Linked DNA regions of Homo sapiens: region 2 is linked to region 1. Evidence: read pairs that join two places in POLR2A ChIA-PET (ENCODE). Cell type or tissue: CD4-positive, alpha-beta T cell. All regions are shown on one strand. Each heading gives the region's core, and the rest is flanking DNA. Links, peaks and the distances in the headings are about the cores only. Region 1 overlaps ARHGEF6 (Rac/Cdc42 guanine nucleotide exchange factor 6). Region 2 has its middle 36 kb from the start of MIR934.

Region 1 (5,379 bases), core at 81-5,080:
CATGATGGTCTGGCCGTTGCTTCTGGTTTCTTCAATGATGAGTTTCTCTTCCTCAGGGAGTAGGACTTGTGGAATGGAATCTTTTCGAGTACCTACAAACAAGGGTTGCAAGATGGGGGAGGAGGGAGAGTTACTAGTGAAGAGTAGAAATAGTGGGTGTTAGTTCTTTTCCACTATTGTTACAGAAGGGTCTTTGTTCATAGCATGTTGCTACATTACACCCAGAGGACAGTCACCCATCATTTGCTGACTAAATTTTCCTGACATGAGAAATTCTAAATGGCCAAATACACTGATTCAATCTTCCCGAGGTGGGAAGCATTTTGTATTCAGAAAAATAATGCAAAAGAGCCCCTGTAATACCTGTCCACAACCAAGACCTCCATTCTTTCCTGTTTTGCCTCCTCCAGAGCAAAGAGCTGACCAGTGATCACTCTTCCCTGCAAATCTCCAAGGAAGGACACACTACATCCTATGCTACAGTGTTTTGTCATTGTAGTAAAAGGTTGACAGTAGCACTGCACTGAAACACAATGTGCTTAAAGGGCCTCAGAAGCATCATCACCCCCATTTGTTCTCTTTACAGTCTTATAGGGTAAGGTAGGTATGTCTCCTAAGACCATTTTCATCAAGGGTGGAGTGAGGTTTGGAGATTATCACATCATCAGCAAAGATGTAGGTGTCCTCTGCCCAGAATGTCTCCAGGCTCTGGGACAGAAGAGGTGACAGAACAGGCATGGGGGCCCAACCAAACAGCTCTCCTGCACCTCCCTCACTCTGGATCCTCCCTCTCAGAGCTCAAGTGCTTAATCTTGGGTCTCCCTGAGCCACTGGCTTCCTCTCTTCTAGGCCAAGTTCCTTCAGAGGTGTGCACACTCACTGCCTTCACTTGACCACCTCCCCTTTCTTGAGGTAAGATGTGTCTCTGCCTTCTCCAGGGCCTAGCACTTTGTAGGTGCTTAATACAGGTGGCCCCCCATATCCACATGTTTCACATCTGTGGATTCAACCAACCGTGCATTGAAAATGTTCAGAAAAAACAAAAAACAATACAAATTTAAAACCCAATGCAGTATAACAACTATTTACACAGCATTTACATTTATGAGGTATGATAAGCAATCTAGAGATGATTTAAAGTATATGGGAAGATATATGGAGGTGATAAGCAAATGCTCCACCATTTTACATCAGGGACTTGAGCATCGTCAGATTTTGTTATCTCTGGGGGTCCTGGAGCCAATCCCCTGCAGATACCAAGGGACGAATATAAGTGGAAAGCAAACTGACTGAATGACTGGCTGAATGCAGTAAGAGCCGAGGGCAGTCAGTTCTAGAGAAACAGGGCTTCTGGTTAGAGAGGGATAGAGGATAGAAGGTCACCACGATGCTAAATGATCTGCTGTGTGACAAGCACAGTGCCAGACATCTTCCACATGTAAAAGGTTGGGTAGGGAGCAAGGGTGAAGACGTGTCTTTTTAAGCCAGAATATCTGGCTGCACTTCCCAGCTGCAGACCCATCCACTCTGTCAAATATAAAAATAGGTGGTGCGGGAGGAGATGAGGTCAGATTTTGTAGAAGGGATGCTTCTGGTATCTCTTTGTCCCCCTCTCTTCTCTAGTTCTCAAAACTAAAGCTGCCCTCACTTTCCTCTCCTGGCTCCTTGAAACATGTTATCAGAGCTATGCATGCCCAAAGCCACAGCCAGGTTTTCTCTGTGAAGCAGAGTGCGACAGTCCTCTCTTCATGGCCAAATGCGTCAACTTTCACATTGAATCATTGAATGCTTTCTTTCTCTCTCTCTTTCTCTCTCTCTCTCTCCCCCCACCTCTCGTTCTCTTGTATTTATTTATTTTTGATGGTGTCTCACTCTGTCACCCAGGCTGGAGTGCAGTGGTGCAATCTTGGCTCACTGCAACCTCCACCTCCCGGGTTCAAGAGATTCTCCTGCCTCAGCCTCCCAAGTAGCTGGGACTACAGGTGTGCGCCATCACACCCGGCTAACTTTTGTGTTTTTAGTAGAGACAGGGTTTTCCCATATTGCCCAGGCTGGTCTTGAACTCCTGGCCTCAAGGGATCTGCCTGCTTTGGCCTCCCAAAGTGCTGGATTACAGGCGTGAGCCATCATGCCCAGTAGAATGCTTCTTTTATGTCAGCCTTAGAGATGCATTACTTTGAAAGAATATGTCAAGGCACCTAAGAAATCCCCTCCCACATTCAAATGATTGGTCACTGGATGTCCAAAATGGAGTACTATGGAGTATTCATTTCTTATGCAGGTGCAAAAACTTCACAAAAGGTATTCTGAATGTCTATAATAATGGGAGACAAAAGACATAATCGAAGTGACCTGTCTTTTTAAAAGCATAAAGATGAATCAGAAAATATTATCTTGCTTTCAGTTTGTAACCTGAAAGTTGTTTGGGGAAATACCCTAACCTAATAACTCCCTGATCAACTTTATACATTTTGGACAACCTCTGCTAAGCAGCTACCTTTCCAGATTTTCAGAGCAACTTTGAAACTTGAGTTTGGTGAAGCATTGTTCGTTTAAATATGCAGCTGATCAAAGATAGTATTTTGACTTCCTTTCCAAATCTGCCTATAAGAAGAGATTAGCATCAGTTCACAGACACAGGAACTCTCTAGGCCCTTTAATTCCTAACTAGTGTTGGTGAAGGTATCTGTGTACTTCAAAGGAGAACAACTTTAAAAAAAAATTTTCACTTCTATCACCTCCAACTCTTTTACTCTTGCATCTCTCTTTCTGGGTGAAAAACAACAGTGGGTAAACAAACCGCTTGGTAGCTAAAACCACCTTATCTGAAAGATGCAGTCCTGCACCACTCCTCTGCACCAAGTCACCTGCTTTCCACACCCTGCAACCCATCCGGGTTGCTTTTCTCTTTTTCTAAAAGACACTAAACAGTAAGGAAGAAACGTCACTCACTAGAGAAAGTAGTTTGGGGGAACCTACTTGAGCCATGGCCTTGTTGAAAATTTGCGCTGGTGCAGTAGGCTTCGATCACTTTAAGGATTTGAGCATCCTCTTCCAGAGCAGCTGTACCTGTGAAATTTAATTCATCATGACTTTTCATAGATATATGCTTTTGGACCCTCAAAATGATGCAGCACACTCCACTGCCTGGGACTGGCTTCTCTGACCAGTAGAGTTTGTGAAAGGCAGGAGAAAGAGCTGTCCAACGCTGGTGATGGAGAAGAGTGACAGCATCCTCATGGAGCTTTGGAGTCAGCCTCAGTGAGCTCAGCTTAGTGGAGGGCCTACTCCTGAAGCCCAGAGCTCTACACTGGGACCGGGGTGGGGGGGGCGGTGTTTTGTCAGTGGTCTCAGTGAGGCCAAAATCACAGCACTGAGCTTGTTGCTAGCTTAGCTCCCATCAATATACCCCAGCCTTCCTCTCCTTTAAATTTCAAGGCTCACCTTTAGGAAGCTTTCCCTCATTAACCCCACTCAATTTTCTTTTCTTTTCTTTTCTTTTTTTTGAGACGGAGTCTTACACTCTTGCCCAGGCTGGAGTGCAGTGGCGCGATCTCGGCTCACTGCAAGCTCCGCCTCCCGGGTTCACGCCATTCTCCTGCCTCAGCCTCCCGAGTTGTTGGGACTACAGGCACCCGCCACCACACCCGGCTAATTTTTTTTGTATTTTTTTTAGTAGAGACGAGGTTTCACCATGTTAGCCAGGATGGTCTCGATCTCCTGACCTTGTGATCTGCCCGCCTCAGCCTCCCAAAGTGCTGGGATTACAGGCATGAGCCACCGTGCCCGGCCAACCCCACCCAATTTTCTAACCAGTCAGCATAGTCACTCATTTTCCCTTCTCCCTTCTCCTCTACTCCAAACTCATTCTTGCAATGGCTGGATGGCAGCACCCTGTGAACACGCCAGTGTGCATAACCAGGTGTGGGGTGGGGGGTGGGGCATGCCAAAGCTGAAGTGGAGCAAATATTTATCCAAACTATATTCCCAGCTGATACACACAATTCTGTCACCTCTTTGTGAGACATCACTTACTCCTTCACATGTGTCCCAAAGTACCTTGTGTCCCAAAGTACCTTGTTCACAGCCTTATAGCCAAATATGTCCATATCGACTGGCTGACTGACTTTGCAGTCTGTCTCCAAATGAAACTATGTTTCTAGATGTGGGCAGGCTGATTCCCTGAGTAACTGAGAGCATCACTGAGCATGGGACTTCTGGAAGGACTTCAGCCTTCGGGTCTATTTAGTCTATCTCCCTGCAGAAAAATATCTCAAGTATCAGAAACTAAGAGGGAAAAAATGTATCCATAGGAAATGGGTCCCTTTAGAGGTTCTAAACCAGGTGAGGCAAAATACTCAACACAAAAATGATACAGATGACATCTGCCTAAGATGACATGAAGTGCAGCCGTAAGAAGCTTATTCAAATGTTTAAGAAGTGACCAAAGCTTTCCATGCATTCTTCTTTATATGTAAAAGACGATGTCAAGAAAAAATTGCTCCAATCATCTGCTTTCAAATAAATCCTCACATAAAAGAAGATTCTCATGTTAATTTATCCATAAACAACTTTCAGAAAGTACAAAACACATACTTTTCCTAATCACATATTCCTCCTCCGATGGTTTTCTCTCAGTCTTCCTTTTATGAAGAAATTTCTTCATCGTTTTAGGGCTTTTACTAGACTCCTGTGAGGACAGAGGTTTCTTAATGAATTAAAATTCTCCCTCAAAAACAAAAGTAAAAGCATGAATGAAACTAAGTAGAATTCCTCTCTCTTATTTTGACAGTCTCAGTTAGGAGTACATCAATGTTTAATTCTATGCACAATTAAAATGGTTCCAATAAACTCTAAAAGGTTAAATAAAACAGAGGCAATGACATTATCCTCTCAACTTGCACAGAGGTGGGACTAAGAGTGGAGTGTGCCTACTGAAGATGTGGCAGATTCTCCAGGAGGCCAAATGGCTTTAGGGAACCATCTGCAGAGAAAGTAAGGGATGTCAACCCTAAAAACGTAACAGTATTCCTAATTTGGTTTACGTTCCCCACTGATACAGTTTTAGGGGAACTAAATAACCACTGTAACCACTAATGTAGTAATGATCACTTTTCAAAGAGCTTCAAAGCTATTTAAATAATTCTGCCTTAGAAACAGTCCCACAAATAAGAATATAATTTCCATTTGTGAGACAGAAAAATTAAGGCAGAGAGACTAAGCCATTTTTCCGCAGTCAAAGAGAAGAACCAAATGAAGGATTTCCTAAAAAATAATTTTGGGTTAGAAGTAACACACCCACAGCCAAACTTAACTATCCATATATAAAGCCATGTATTTAACTAGTAGACAAAATAAATGTATTGAATTTGTTTTTGC
Region 2 (5,379 bases), core at 226-5,225, 88 kb before region 1:
AATCACCTAATGACACATTTTTCAGAATGTACCCTCATCATTATGCAACACATGACTGTGCTTCTTAGACTCCAAACATACTTCCCCTGACTTGGTTCTAGGGAGTCAACATTGTCAATGTTACAACTTCGTCTTAGAATGGTTTAGTGCTCCCCCCCACCTTCTTCTTATACCCAGGATCATAAAGGCTTCTTCAAGGGCATTTTGTTGGGCACGGAGCTGACCACCTCCATGTGTTTCCTTCCCTTCAGGCCTTACAGAGCTTATTCTCATTATTCCACCTCTATTTGCAACGGAGCCTGAAACCTATCCTTATTTGCAGTTTGCCATTTAAAAATCATCCCTTCTGGCTTTACTTTTTGCCCTGTTCTTTCTGTGTCCAAACTGAAAGTCCGAAGTGAGAGAAACTCATGCTACAGAGTAACTCGCTGGGGTTTGGTGTCAAATCTTAAAACGCCCACTTTCCAATCAAGGGTGACTAAATTATGAAGTAGCACTGCCCCCACCCCCTCCTTTTTAGCTCTTCACAATGCTTGCTATCACCTATTTTATAATTAGCAGTAGATTAGCATGAAAAAGATCTTCCTTCCTGAATTAGGCACTGCAAATATATTTTCTAACTTTTGACCTAAATTGCAGTCTGATTTAAAGTTTTGTTTGTTTGTTTACCAGTTTTCTAGAGAAATAAGAAAAAAAAATAAAGTTTTGTTTGTTTGCTTGCTTGCTTGCTTTTTTTATTCACTCAACAAATCCTTAGCACATTTTGAACAAAGCAGCTTGAAAGCAGAGTTAGGCTATTTCTGTACACAAATAGAAGAGCAACTAAGCTTGTGTTTTCACCAGTGGTCTTTTGCAGAAGATAAGGGTCAATAGCTATGAGGGACCAAGGCTCAAGTTTCACTTAAGGGAAACTGGATTCACTTCTCCAAGTGATACTGAAAGCTTGTATTCCAGGGTTAAGATTTACCAAATCAGGGACTCTCTTGTTTTCAGGGATAGTGCAGATTCTACATATCGGGTTTTTAGGGTGCACATGATGAATAGTTTGGAAACGTTTCTGCACCAGTTTATCACTGGCAAGACAGAGGTACCACTTGCAGTCCTCTTCCTGAGAAGGTTCCTCCCACAAGGCATCCCACTTCCTTTTCAAATTTTACTTATTTTGCTCATCAGCAATAAAATGAAAATGTGTCTTTCGCTCTCTATAATCATCTCCCCAACTCAGCAACTTAAGGTGCCTCTGTCACTTTGATTTATTCAAATGATTTGAAATGTCAACTTATTGAAGATCTGTAGAGGACCATGGGTAATGTCACCCACTGCCCTGAAAAGCCAACGAATTTTAACTCTCTGAACGGATGTCAGACAAGGGCAAAGCTGAGCCCATGGAATCACTTTTTGCCATGCTTCTCAATGGAGCAATTCAAGGTGACTTCGTCATGCCCATTGAGGAAGCCACATCTGCCAGTTTGTATGGCATCATATTGGCAAAAAGGAAAAATGGTCACTGAGAGGAGACTTTTCCCCACAAGTATGATTTCTTAGAGAGCCATGGCATTATTTTGGTGCTTAATGAAGTGAAACCTTTTTATCCCAGCTACAGTCCGGCCTTACTGGATTGGCAACAGCCCCAGCAAACTGACAATTTAAATGAGGGTGCCACTGCTTGAGGACTTTATGTGAGGCCTCATTAATTAGTCTATGAGGATGGTCTAACACGGTGCTTGGCACAGAGGTAGATAGCACTCGTGGCATATTAACCATTGCTATGATTATGAAAAGTTCATTTCTAGAGAGTTCCACCAGTAGTTAAGAGGTAGGCTTAGGGATTTGACCTCTAACACACTGTGACTATTCCTGTCATTCTATCCTGCTGGTGGCTGGCCTGGTGCTCTAGGGTAGTCAAAACCATTTTAAGAAACCGCAGAGAAATGTTAAATTCTCCTGTTGTGCTGGAATTCAGTGAATGCCAATGGATCTTAAAATAATTGGGTCAGTGTCTGAGGCTTAGAAAGGCAAGAATTCTCTTTTGCCACATGGGATTTTGTGTGAATTTGGCATTAATATCAGACCTGTGCTATCTTGGCTTGCTTCTTTAGGAAGTAAGCTGGTGCTAACCCCTCAAGGAAAGGATAAAACACTTAGCAGAGCCTTGTTTGTTTCTCAGTAGGGAGTGGCACACTAGCTTAACATGTAGGAAGTTGGCAATAAAGTACTATGTATGACGGAGATCTGACCTCGTTCTTAGCTGAGGTTGGTATGGCTTCCTCTAGAGCATTTGCCAAGTGGCCTTTGTGGTTAAACAGCACACTGAACTTTCTCTTAACTCCTTTTAAAGTGAGGACAAAAGGATGGATATGCCTGGCTGCCGCCAATGAACATTACACAGTGCCTCCTCTGTGTTAGGTGTTGGAGGTGCCATGAGCAGCACAGTCCCAGTCCCAGTTCTCAAGTTCACAGTCTAGTCAGAGATACAAACAGTGATGCACTGGAGCCCATTGCTACTGATTCATGAGAGTTGATAGATGTTTAGAAATTTTTGCCAGTCAGTCGTTAAACACAAACTTATTAAAAATAAAATTCTATAAGCCTGCAATTAAAATACATTTCAAACAAAGGTAAGAAACACTCAAAATGTATCACTTCCTAATTATTTTACTGCCATTGCTTATTATATATGCTCTTGAGGTGATCTATAGCTATTGTAGCAGTCTGATGGAAATGCTGTATAATGCTGTACTACTGGGCATTTCTACCCAAATCAATGTGTAGCCTCACGTCGGTAGCTTGAAATTGGTCATGGTGGGAATATTTACACAGTGGAAATTGGCAATCACTATAAACTTGGAATGTTTTCTTTTTTCCTTTCATAAAATCAGTTATTAAACATTTATTAGCACACCTGGAGACATTCTAGCAAATAGATTACAGTAAATCCAGTGGGCCCCATGGCTGTGGGATTATAGCCCATGGTAGGAGAACATGGGAAAGTGTTGTGAAAGGCTTCACACAGGAGGCAGGTGCTTGAAGCAAAGCTCTGAAAGATAATTAGGAGTGAAGGCCCAGAGGCAAGATAGGGCAGAATTGATCGAATGAAAAAGATGTGGGTTTTGCTCTCAGGGGCTCTCAGTTAAAAGGAAACAGGAGAAAGGGAGTGAAGGGTCAAGTGCTCTGTGGGGTCTACTGGGACTGCTGTAGGGGCACAGAGGAGGGCACAGGGCTGGTGGGGGTAGAGTAAGGCTTCCTGGAGGAGGTGATGTGGCATCTTACCACGGAGATCAAAAGAGAACTAGGAGTAGCCACCGTTCCTGGAATGGAGGTAGAAAAGTAATGTCTTCTTATATATTAAAATATATTGCCAATACAATCAGCATAGAAGAGTAATCAATGTTTTAAAAATGTATTCTCAAGAAATGCTTCACTCTTGAGATTGTGCAATCCTTGAAATATTGCCTTGTGAGTGGGGATCTTAGTTTCTAGTGCAGCCTCCCACCTATCACGGGGCTTTGCTTATAATAGCCCTGGCTGAGGGCTTTGAAGTTCTGCCTGAATACTACAGGTGTTGGGGGAGAAGGGAATTGAGTGCATTTGTTAAATTCTGAACTAAATGGGAATAAAGACCTCATTTGGGGAGATAATTATTAAATCCTATATTCAGAAGTCTGGTGTTTGCTAAGCCCTTCAGTTTCATGGACAAAGCATAAACAATATTCCCTTTTCAACACCACAAATTAACTTTTCCAAGAAAAATTGGCTGTGAGATAAGGATAGATTATATTCTGGTATGTGTATGAGGAATGGGGACTTTGAACTGCTCTCAAGTCCCTAACTACAGAAAATCTAAGAAATGATGTTGTCTCACTTTGGTAAAATAACATCTGGGGAAAATACCTACTTTCTCTTTGCATTTAGTGCCTCATTAAAAAAAAAAACAAAAAAAAAAACAAAACTAAAGGTCAGATTAGCAACCTAAAAATGAAACTAGAATGGAGGTGAGGAAAGAAGTAGTGTAACATTTTACCCTGAGGCTGAGAAGAGGGAGCAGATCTAGTTGTGCAAGCACTCAGAGTCTGAAACGTAGGCCCTTAGTGTTACAAACAGGATGAATGCCTTGGCAAATAAACTCTTGAAAAGAAACCTGTGCTAAGATTTCCCAGAGACTCTGAGTTTTCTTTAATCCTTTACATCCTTCTTTTTGTTACAAAAATAAATTTATTTATTATTTATTTATTTATTTATTTGGACAGGGTCTTGCTCTGTCGCCCAGGTTGGAGTGCAGTGGTGAATCACAGCACACTGCAGCCTTGACCTCCAGGGCTTAAGCAATCCTCCCACCTCAGCCTCCTGAGTAGCTGAGACCACGGACACACACCACCATGCCTGGCTAATTTTGTCATTTTTTTGTAGAGACAGAGTTCTCTCCATGTTGCCCAAGCTGGTCTCAAACTCCTAGGCTCAAGAAATCCTCCCACCTCAGGCTCCCAAAGCGCTGGGATAACAGGCATGAGCCACTGCATCCGGCAAATTCTTCTTAACTTTCTTGTTTGCAAGAAATAGAAACCCATTCAGCTAGTTCAGATAAAGGATGGGTGGGAAAATGAAATTAATTCAGAAATATTAACTGACACTCACTATGTGCCGGGTTCTGAGCTAGGAGTCCCTGGTAAGCAGTGACTAAGATGGACACAGTCCCTGTCCTCACAGAGCGTACCATCTAGGAGGAAAAAAAGCACTAAACTAACAATTACACAGTTTGGGTGTTGTTGTTGTTGTTTCTGAGACAGGGTCTTGCTCTATTACCCAGTCTGAAGTGCAGTAGCGCAATCTTGGGTCATTGCAACCTCCGCCACTGGGGTTCAAGCAATCCTCTTGCCTCAGCCTCCTGAGTAGCTGGAATTACAGGCATGTGCCACCACACCACACTAATTTTTGTTTCTGTTTTGTTTTGTTTTTTAGTAAAGATGGGGTTTCACCATGTTGGCCAGGCTCGTCTCAAACTCCTGACTTGAAATGATCCGCCCACCTCAGTCTCCCAAAGTTCTGGGATTACAGGCATGAGCCACTACGCCCAGCCTATTTGTTATTTAATTATAAGCACGATGTGCACTCTGAGGGAAAGGAGTGAGGGGTCGTGAGAGCCCATGGAGCTCCAACCTAATAGGGCTGGATGAAAGGCCAGAGGAGGCTTCACTGGAGAAGTGATATTTGAGAAAACTCAGGAGCATACCTTTAGCTGGGATGAAGGAAGCATTATCTGGTACCCTTGCTTTTCTTTCTAATTCCCTTATCAGGCAATACGTTACAAAATCAGCATGAAATTTGATAAATTAAAACTCAGAAACAATGTAGAAAAAAAAGCCTCCCGATCTATTTTATACT

Evidence for each region. ChIA-PET counts read pairs that join two places held together with the same protein. Peaks named below come from ENCODE experiments on the same cell type or tissue, not always from the same donor. Only the 100,000 strongest peaks of a DNase experiment are listed, where the experiment ranks them.
Region 2: POLR2A ChIA-PET joins it to region 1 with 8 read pairs; 4 of 35 experiments call an interaction of 5 or more read pairs at or near these places.

Annotation. Positions count from the first base shown.
Region 1 is chrX:136,672,028-136,677,406 of GRCh38, forward strand. ARHGEF6 (Rac/Cdc42 guanine nucleotide exchange factor 6) reads right to left here. Exons shown (of 22, transcript NM_004840.3): 18 at 4,597-4,690; 19 at 2,980-3,069; 20 at 1-92. Among named protein-coding and RNA genes, the nearest start is that of CD40LG, 27 kb to the left of the region's middle. RefSeq lists an enhancer at 2,120-2,179. In CD4-positive, alpha-beta T cell, for the core only: no CTCF peak of the experiment used is centred there; DNase peaks (open chromatin) are centred at 1,741 and 2,814; H3K27ac peaks cover 3,265 bases.
Region 2 is chrX:136,584,267-136,589,645 of GRCh38, forward strand. No RefSeq gene overlaps it. Among named protein-coding and RNA genes, the nearest start is that of MIR934, 36 kb to the left of the region's middle. RefSeq lists enhancers at 2,137-2,266, 2,357-2,426, 3,869-3,928. In CD4-positive, alpha-beta T cell, for the core only: no CTCF peak of the experiment used is centred there; DNase peaks (open chromatin) are centred at 2,275 and 3,965; H3K27ac peaks cover 4,710 bases.